Linked DNA regions of Mus musculus: region 1 is linked to region 2. Evidence: chromatin contacts called from ENCODE POLR2A ChIA-PET data. All regions are on one chromosome and are shown on one strand. Each heading gives the region's core, a stretch centred on a gene start or an enhancer-like site at or near the end of the contact. The rest is flanking DNA. Distances are from core to core; before and after follow the strand shown.

Evidence for each region. ChIA-PET counts read pairs that join two places held with the same protein, here RNA polymerase II (POLR2A).
Region 1: POLR2A ChIA-PET joins it to region 2 with 12 read pairs in Patski. The contact joins the promoter of Kifc3 here to the promoter of Katnb1 in region 2. POLR2A ChIA-PET finds 5 or more read pairs at or near these places in 2 of 5 experiments (Patski and embryonic stem cell).

Annotation. Positions count from the first base shown.
Region 1 is chr8:95,139,885-95,144,954 of GRCm38, forward strand. Kifc3 (kinesin family member C3) reads right to left here and starts at 2,673. Exons shown (of 22, transcript NM_001372314.1): 1 at 2,548-2,673. All of the region lies in intron 1 of Gm31036 (a long non-coding RNA gene), which reads left to right.
Region 2 is chr8:95,078,117-95,082,960 of GRCm38, forward strand. Katnb1 (katanin p80 (WD40-containing) subunit B 1) reads left to right here and starts at 3,085. Exons shown (of 20, transcript NM_028805.2): 1 at 3,085-3,188; 2 at 4,482-4,777. The coding sequence starts at 4,738. It overlaps Drc7 (dynein regulatory complex subunit 7), which reads left to right. Exons shown (of 18, transcript NM_001042715.3): 18 at 1-25.

The DNA of each region.
Region 1 (5,070 bases), core at 1,423-3,922, 61 kb after region 2:
TAACAAAAGCAGGGAGAGCCAGCCAGGTACAGGGGCTCACACCTACCTTCCCTAGCACTCAAAAGGTTGCAAGTTCTAGCCAGGCGTGGTGGCACACACCTTTAATCCCAGCGCTCGGGAGGCAGGGGCAGGCAGAGTTCAAGACCAGCCTGATCTACAGAGTGAGTTCCAGGACAGCCATGGCTATACAGAAAAACCCTGCCTCGAAAAAACAAAAAGAAAGGTTGCAAGTTCCAGACCAGCCTAGGTTGCAAAGCCGTTTCAAAGCGACTCAAGGGACTGGAAAGGGCCTAGGAGGCAGCTGTTTCCTTCTTAGAGGGAAGTTCAGCCAGGATGATGAGGAGATGGAGCTGAGAGAATATGCTATATAGAACAGGGGAGAGGTGACATGTAGGGGTAGACAGAGGTACAGGAACAATGCATCTAGAGACAGGAAACAAATAGCAAGAATCTGGAGTCAGAGACTGAAGACTTTTGATCTGATGCTTTTAGGGGCAAGTACTGAAGACAGTGGGTCATGTCTCTTCCTCCCCTGACTGAAGACAAGTCAAGTGTGGGGTACTCACTGGGAGAGGACAGGAATGTGGGGGGAAGGGGTCAGAAAGATGCTGATCAACCCCATCCCCCATCCCATGGATGCCTTGAGATGGGTGTAAAGTGGGAGAAGCCAGAGGAGCAGAGAGCAGATACAAATGCCCTACCCAGGTGGCCTGATGCAGTGCATGAAGCCGACCCTGCAGGCCAGGGGGTGAAGCTGGGAGGACCATCCTCTGTGGGTGCTCGTACCAAGCTGAGACCATGACGGGCAGAGGATTCTAGGAGAGATCAGCTCAGTCAAGGAGGTGGGGGAGCATATTTCTGTGCTATCAGGAAGGGAAGTTGGAGCGGCAGCCTGGAGAAAGAGGAAGGGTGTGTGCTAGGTCCCCAAGAGGAAAAGGCAGCTGAATTTAGCAGCTGGAAACCCGGGTGTGAGGTCAGGAGTATCAAGGAATCTCAAACAAGCCCAGGGTTCTAGGCCAAGAGACAAGTGCATCATCTCCTTACACAGGTGTTAGGTCTGGGGTCCTGGGACCTCTAGTGACCTGGAAATCATGCAGTAGAGCTATGGGCTAGGTCAGACCTTGGCTCCGCCACCTAGAAGAATTAATTACCTGCTCTTTGCCTTATCATCTTCATGTATCAAGTGGTGAAAACTGTACTTCTCAGGGCTGACATCAGAAAATACACATATGAAGTATGGACACAGGCAAAGGGCCCAAGATGCTGCTATCTCTTGGTAAACTGTCCCATTGGTGGGTGAATGCGGAAGCTGTTTGGGGGAGGGGCATGTGCTTCTCTGGGTTTAGCTAAGGATGGTAGATCTGCCTTCCTCCTGTCTTAAACCAGAGACAGGGCAAAGACTCACTCTCTCTCTCTCTCTCTCTCTCTCTCTCTCTCTCTGTGTGTGTGTGTGTGTGTGTGTGTGTGTGTGTGTGTGTAGACCTCATAGTCACCTATACACCACTGCAGGGGATAGCTTAGTTCTCCTGGGTGAGCATTTGGGGGAGGGGGCATGGCTAGACTGGGTTAGGGTATCCCTGGCACACACATGTTCTGGTGCATCCAGATTTCAAATTTTCTGCTCTCTGGTACCCATACAGACAGCAGAACTTACCATCCCCAAACCCTGAAGTCCAACCACTCCAATACACAAAACCATTCTGGGACTGCATTCCTAGCAAATGACTCTCTCTAGCCAAGGAGACTGCCCCTTTATGAAGGGCATGGGGAATAAGTCCTACCAGACTAGGAAGGGCATTTACCCAGTCTGGGGCAGAAGGACACTAAGGAAGGTGAAGCTAGGGGTAGTCCCAAGGCCCAAGCTTGAGAAATGCATTAAAGTGTGTGTGTATGTTTTGGAAGGGTGACAAATACTACTTAAGAATTTAAATCCAGCTTCCTCTTTAAAATGTCTCAGGACCCGGCCTTTCACTGTGTCAGCCAGAGTTCTCCTGTTACTTGCAGTGGAAAGGCTGAGGGGACAGACAGCTTCTGGGCTCCCCTCCCTGCAGGGATTCCTCAGCCGCAGCTGTCAATGACTTGATCCCTCTCAGCTTGAGAGGGTATTTCTGAGGCCCTCCCTCCTAACCTAGGGGCTGCCGCACCCCACCTCGGGCCTTGCCCGGGGGATGGGGGAGAACTACTCGGGGGACACAGAGGGAGGGCCCAAACAGTAGCCTTCCTGGAAGCGACCCTTGCAGGGGGAGGGGGTTCACTGGTTGACCCGCAGCTCCCAGGTAGGCACTGCACATTCCCCCTCCAAGGAGTCGGTCTTGGTGGCGCTACCCCAGAGGCTGTGCCACCCTCACGCCCAGGTCTCTGCAAGATCCTCCGGTTGGACCAATACAGTGGGAGCCCCGCGCTCAGCCGGGTCTCTTGGGGCCTGATCGCAACACCCACCGGGTCGGGGAAAGAGGGGGTCCTCAGGCAGGGCGGGCGCGGCGCCCAGCAGGAGCGCCGGGAGGAGCCCGTCCCATTCCACCCCCAGCCTGCCGGGACCCGACTCACCGGCCTAGCGGAGACAGGATCCCAGCGCCGCCACCGCAGCGCCCCGGGCTCGGCCCGCTCCGGCCGGCTCCGGCCCGCCCGCCCGCGCGAGGCAGCTCCACGCCGCCGCCGCTGCCTCCTTGGCCCGCCCCGTGCCCGCCCCTCCCGCACTTTCCACAGGAAATGATTAACTCAGGCCGCGGCGCGTTCCCATGGTAACGGGCTCGGGAGGGGGGCACGCGCACTCTCGCGCACGCGCCCACCCCAGGCGCATGCCTCCCCTCTTATCCTACCCATCCACCCGACACAGGCTGGTACACCCTTGTGCGCACACCCACTGGTGCACGAGCCCAGGCGCACCTTGCCTGCCCCTTCCGAGCTGGCTCACACCCTCCACTGCACACCGCGTACCTGCACACTCGCCCTCACCCATTACTCCTACCCAGGAGTTAACGTTAACACTCACCCTCAAAACGGTTTGTACTCCACCCCAAACCCAGGTGCAGAAGTTTCACGCACGCCAGCTAGGATCCACACACAACTGGCACACACACACACACAGACTCACATCTTAATACATTTCCTCACACAAGCTCTTGCACGCGAGATCGAGCACACGCATACCACACGTTCACCTGCTCTGTTACACAGGCGTGCACCCTCTCTCTGTGCCCAGCCTGGCATCCTGCCTTGCCAGCTGCACCCCTGCACCCCCAACCAATAAATATTTTCTTGAGCAGCAGGCTTGGGGTTTGTTAAGGTAACGCATTCCCTTAAGCTCCGGCAAAACAGCTCCACCGTCTGTCTTTAAAAGCTCCTTCCTGGGGCGTCTAGGAGCCACTGAAGAGGCCTGGGGGAGAGAAGGCTCAGGCAGCCAAGAGAGACTGCTGACCCAAAGGAGCCACTCTGTTCTTTGTCTCCCAAACAGAGAGGCATTTATTCCAGCCCCAGTATGCCCACTCCGGAGTGCGGAAGGAGAATGTGCCACAGGAGCCTGTCCCGCAGAGGCTGATGGTCCCCAGATAACCTGAGGAGGGTGAGGGTCTACCCCTTCAGGCTTGCCAGAAATGGCCTAGGAGAGACCTAGGGAGGGCCTTGCTGCCTCCTCTGGGCCTGCTTCCCGCTTCCGCTGCTGAGCCACGTGTCAAGAATCTGGAGCAAAAACAGAGACAAGGACTTAGGCCCCACAGGGTGCCTGGTGCCAGGCCAGGCCTGGCCAGTAGGCCCCCAGCTGGAAGCAAGCACTGTCTCATCTATTGAAGGCTCTATTCGAGGGGAAGGGGTGTGTCCTGCATTTAAGTTTGCATATAAAAGGAGAAACCTTGTCTTCCTTAAGGATTGGGACACTGACATAAACTTCAGTTTCCTTCTAGCAAAGCCAAAGTCAGGTTTTGTTTTGTTTTGTTTTAACTAATAAAAACATTTATTGTTCTCTTTTCTCCAATTAGAAAAGTAATGGATGTTCCTTGTGACTGTGATCCCACCCACTGGGTGTAAGTGCTGCCAACACTTCATTTAGGACAGCCCTTTTCCCTTGTGCACATAATAGACACCATTTATTCCTGGTGAGTATAGTGTCTGGCACTGTGCTCTGTAACAGCAAGGTCCCGTTCCACACTGATCCGCCCAGGAGATGGGCACCTCCTATGTCCATGTGTTCAAGAGAGGAGAGGCAAACTCAGAATGGGTCAGAGCTGAGGCTCCAAGTCCTATAGGGATGCACACATGTGCACTGTGCACAGGGGCCACTGTATGAATGTAGGAAGCACCAATGAAGGAAAAATGAAGGGCGGGCTGAAACCATAGGAGGAAGCACTTTAAAACTCCCAGCAAGGCTCTAGCTCCAACTGAAAAAACTAATCGTTCAATGATTATTAAGAATTTAAGAGTTCACATTCCGCTGGCCCTGGTGGCACAGGGCCTGTCATTCTAGCCACTGGGGAGGCCAAGGGGAGGATTTCAGTTCAAAGTCTGCTGGTTAGAGTGTCACCAGGAACTGCATACCAACTCCACTTCTCTGGCAGTTTCAATGGAGGCTGCCAACTCTCTCCTAACCATGGGAAAAGTGAAAGATTTCCCAGAATCCTAGCCAATGGCCTTGATGCTTCCGGCCCACTTTAGGGTAGAGGTGGAGCTGTCTAGAGCCAGATAAAAGGCAGTGGCCAGAATACTGAAAACCTACACCTGTTTCTGCAGGGCAAGGGGGTGGCAGTATCTGCAGGGCAAGGGGTTGACAGTGGCTTCTCTAGGTGCCCAAAGTACATGAAAACCCCTCCCCCAGCTATTAGAAGTACAAAAGGGCTTAAGAGCGCTTCCCTAGAGGGAAGCAGAAAAGACAATCCAGAAAATCCTGCTGTGATTTTTTTCCCCTCTTTCTCCCAGTGACCAAAGTCCACCACAGATAAGCAGGCCAAGTTTTTCCGTCTCCAGAGGTTTATTGGCCAATCAGCCCCAGCCTTCTCAGATGCCTGGAGGCCTCATTCCTTTCCTCACACCCCCCCACCACCACCACCACAGTGACCCCCCTCTTCTAACCTTTATCTT
Region 2 (4,844 bases), core at 1,835-4,334:
AAATGCATTTCCTGTTTGCCATTTATACTTCAGTGTTTACAAGCTCCAATCTACACCACCCTAAATCTTTTTCTGTCATCTTCTCTTCTGGATTATCAAGTGTTGGCTCTCCAGATGGTTCCATGGTCACCTGCCAAGATCTGCTGAGAGCTCAATGTGTTGATGGTGGAGCAGCTCCTAAAGTGAGAGCGGCTTAGCTAAGGAACACACCCCAGGACCAGGCGGCTTGATATTAGAGGACAAGAGACAGAATCCAAGTTCCTCTTTCATTTACCACCTGTGAAATGGGGCTATCCATGTTTCCTGAAGTAAGACTTAAAAAGCAGAGAAAACTGGGTATAGTAGCCCATGCCTGTAATCTAAGCAGGAGGATCAGAGTTTAAGATCTGTCTCATCTACATAAGGAATCTGTTTCAACTACATGGGTCACATGAAGCTCTGTTTAAAAAAAAAAATAAACAAAAAATAAAAGGGACTGGAGAGATGGCACTGACTGCTCATCCAGAGGTCCTGAGTTCAATTCCCAGCAACCACATGGTGGCTCACAACCATCTGTAATAAGATGCCCTCTTCGGGTGTGTCTGAAGACAGCAACAGTGTATTCATATACACATAAATAATTAAAACAAGAAGGAGGAGGAGGAAGAGGAAGAGGAGGGGAAGGAGGAGGAGAGAAGAAGAAGAAGAAGAAGAAGAAGAAGAAGAAGAAGAAGAAGAAGAAGAAGAAGAAGAAGAAGAGAAAAGAAAAGAAAAGAAAAGAAAAGAAGAAGAAAAGAAGGAAAGAAGAAGAAGAAGGAGAAGAAGAAGAAGAAAAGAAGACCTTGCCTGTAATCTTCTCCAGGGCATGACACACTCAAGACAGGTCTCACAGCGGCTGTGGTTGCCTGTACTACCTGGGCCAGTGGTTAGGCAATCATGTATCAGGGAGGGACTCCTGGGGCTCTCTTCTTGTTGAATTACTGGCTGCTGCTGAATTCCGGTTGCGGGGCAGTCATTGTTTTCACTCAAAGATGAGCCCAGTAAGCTTTAATGCATAGTTCCAAACCCATGGTTAAAGCCAGGGGTGCATGCTCATGTGGTAGCCCATGCCTTTAATGCCAGCTCTTCATCTCTGTCAGTCCAAGGCCAGCCTGATCTACAAAGTGAGACCCTGATACAGAGGGAGGAGAGAAGAGAGAGAGGAAGGGTAGTGGGAGATCCAAGAGACAGAAATAGGATGATCTTAGAAGAGTCAAGTATGCCAAGAGTGCAGAATCTTGTCTGGTTCCTATAAAGATACTGTGCCCCGCCCCCCACATGTGTGGTGTGTGTGTACACATGTCCCATTGTATCACTATGCATTGTCCTCTGACATTCTTCACCTTATTCCCTCGAGTCAGGGTCTCTCACTGAACCCGTAGTTAGGATGACAACCAACAATCTTAGTAATCCTCTTGTTTCTGCTCCCTATAACACTGCTCCTTATAAGCACACATGCACCATGCCCAGATTTTTACATGGGTCGTGAGGATTTGAACTCAGGTCTTCATTCTTGCACTGCAATCACTCTTAGCCACTGAGCCTTGCCATTTCTCTTGGTCCTAGGTAGTTTGTATTTCCAGTGCTGGGGATTGAACCTAGTGCCTCCTACATACCAGTCAAGACTCTCTTATCACTGAGCTACATCCCCAGTCTTGTTCCTGCTTATAAGTTATGTGTATTGGGGATGGTGACAGTCATTTTAATATAGTCTGCATGTTAGAGAATGAAGTTATTTCAGGGGTGGTGACATTGGTTATGTGACTAAGGGCCCTTAACGATCTTCAGGCTCAGTGTTGCCATGACTGAAATGTCTTAGGATCTGTAATGTACATATAATTGTATAAACAAAGCAGATAAGGCAAAATGTGTCAAAATGAAGAATTTGACTTTTTTTTTTAAATAAAAAGTTGCGGGAACAGCAAAGTACAAAGTTTTGATCAAATGTTATTCTCCAAATCCAGGTCTCTTAATAATTACCCATTTCTACGCAGGGCCGACTTCCCATTAGGCTGGTGGGTGACTTTTGTTCCCGTAAAGGTTTTGCATTTAATAGGGACTTTGTGTGCCTTGCCTTTAAGAACAAAAGTTTAAGTCCTGGGTCCGATCTTCCAAATGTCTGGTCTTTTTCACCACAGCATCTGTTTCCTCGTCTAGAAATGGGAAATTCCTCCCGTTCCGGACTGTGTAGAGGAGAACGCCAGATGCAGCAGCCCCGACCAGAGGGGAGTGAGTGTAGGATAGACCAGAGTTGGAGGTTATTTCTGCAAAGGGCTGGGACCGAGTTTCTCAGTAAGGGGGGGACCCGAACTCATGGTGGGTTATGTAGCCTGTCCCCATCCCAACCTGTCTGTCCTGTCACAGATATTAGCCTTTCTCCGGTTCCGTAGTTTTACTTCCGCACGCAGGCGAGCAGACACAAGCCTAACTCATCCCACTGTGCTACTGTGATCTTAGGGACGAACTCCTGGGCTCGACATCGACCCCACTGTAACTAAGCTCTGTTTCCCTCGAGGTCAGCGAACTCCAGGAGACGTGTGGATCCAAGTAAGAGCCAAGTCCTCCCACTACGCGGGCGACACTCACAGTCTGAGGGCGGGGTCCTGGCAGCCCTGTTTCAATATGGAAGATCTGCAACTTCATACCACTCTAGAAGTCCCCTTTCCATTGGCTATCTCAGAGCTGGTTCTCCAATAACACTAACGTTTATTGGTCAATCCAGAGCTGTTGCTGAAGTGATTGGCGCAGCCGCCATCGGGTGCAGCTCGCGGATTTTTTAAACACAACCGGGTTCCAGGAAATGCAGGAAAAGGGCGGAAAAAACCAAGCCTGACTGGGGGCGGGACTAAGAACGCAGAAGCCTGTATTGGTTCTTCTGGGACCTAAGGGCGGTCCGTAAGCGCTTCTTTCTCGTGATTAGTCTGAGTCGGGGAAAGGAGGCGGGTAGTTACGTAAATCGGCGGAAGCGCTTGCTTCCATTGGTCAATTCTAGAGGAAGGCGGGGCGTCCGTGGCGACTGATTGGTGTAAGAAGTGAAGTGGGAGGGACTCTAGGCCGGAGGTTTTGTTGTGAGGGTCGGTTGTCAAGCAGCGACCAATCAGGGCAAAGGATGGAGGCAAGTGGGGGTCGCGCCTGGAGGGAAGCCTTGGCCTCCAGAGCTACAGCTGCAGGTAGAGTGGCTCTCGGGGTCTTGGAGGCAAAGGGAAAATGGCTCTAGTCTTCGCCGAGCCTGGAGGGGACAGTCCGGTCGCCGGCAGGAGGCTCTCGGCCAGGACAGGCTGGAGCCAGTGCCCCTCAAGGCAGACGGGAGGAGGGTCAAGCGAAGCTGAGGGACCGGTGGCAGGTTTGGGATGAACGAGCAGGACGGGTGTGTGGAGGCCGGAGAGGGAAAGCTGGTGGGCCGGAAGCAGAGCTGAGGGTGTGCGGAGGATCGTATTGAGTCGGGGCTCCAGAAACAGGAGAGCGAATGAATGGGGGATTCTGATAGCAGCGGGGCAAGAGAAGTAAAGAGGGTCTGGCGAAGCATGGCCAACTAAGGAAGCTCAAGATGTGCCAGAACGGGAGCATAGGCAACAGGAGAAAGAGAATCCAGCGAGAGAGCTCCTGGGCAAGAGGCGAAGGGCCGTGGCGGCGGTGGAAGGCTCCATCCACGCTGTGGCCTTTTAGAATTGAGGAGTCATTCCGACTCACACCTAGACTGGAGACTCAATTCCTAGCTATGCCCTTGAGAGTTGCAGGGAGTGGGCGTGGTTCCCTTACCAGGGAGTTGGTGATGGAGGAAGCAAGAAGATTGGACCCTCAGAATCCTCTCAACATCACCCCCTCCCAAGGCCTTTACTGTTCTCTCTCTCTCTCTCTCTCTCTCTCTCTCTCTCTCTCTCTCTCTCTGAACGTCTGCCTATCTCTCAGTCTCTCTGTTCGTCTCCGTGTATCTCTCTGTCTCTCTGCCTTTTGGATGCCTCTCATGGGCACCAAAACATAACCTCAGACTCCAGTGCCCCATCCAATACATGGGGTGCAAATCCAAGTGGACTGCAGTTATGTGATCCTCTCTGCCCCATAGCAGGTGCTGGGTTGGCAAGTTAGGACACCCAGCATCCAGGAGCATTACTGTAGGCCCCTGAGAAGTCAGTCTCTCCATCCCCTCTCCACCTACCTATGTCAGTCTGTCCTTCCTTCCTTCCTTCCTTCTTTTCTTTGAGATAGGAACTGACAGAGATCTGCCTACTTCTAGCTGGCCTCCTGAGTGCTGGGGTTAAAGGCGTGAGCCACCAGGCCCAGCTACCTAGGGAAGGTCTTTTATCTTTGGGCTCTTAAGTCACAGGTTTTCAGACCCAGTGTGCACTGCAGCTCCAGGCCCTGGAGGCTCTGGCTAGTCTGTATCAAGTGGCCTTGATGACCCAGGGACTTGTAACTCGTCTCAAGCAGTTCCTAACCCACCATCGCCTCTGCTTGCATTCTAGCCCAGTGTTGAGCTGAGATGGTCCAAGCCTGACATTCCATGATCTGGGATCCCGACCTATGTGTCCAGGCTGCTGCTTGATAGCGGATGATCTAAACCACCAGGCAGTCCTGGGCCAGGAGAGGCGGACTCTCTGCCTGGATGTGTGGGAACTCCCTGCCAACTTGATTGTCGGATCTGGGGGGGATCCACCCCCACCCCACAGAGAAAGCACAATCTGTTTTGTGGGTGGGGTCTCAGGCGCCACCCCCTGAAGCATGGCCACCCCTGTGGTCACCAAGACAGCCTGGAAGTTGCGTGAGTACTTTTCATTTATCACCCTGTTGTTTTGTAAGCTGAGTAGTCTTAGCCTTCAGCTCTGTCT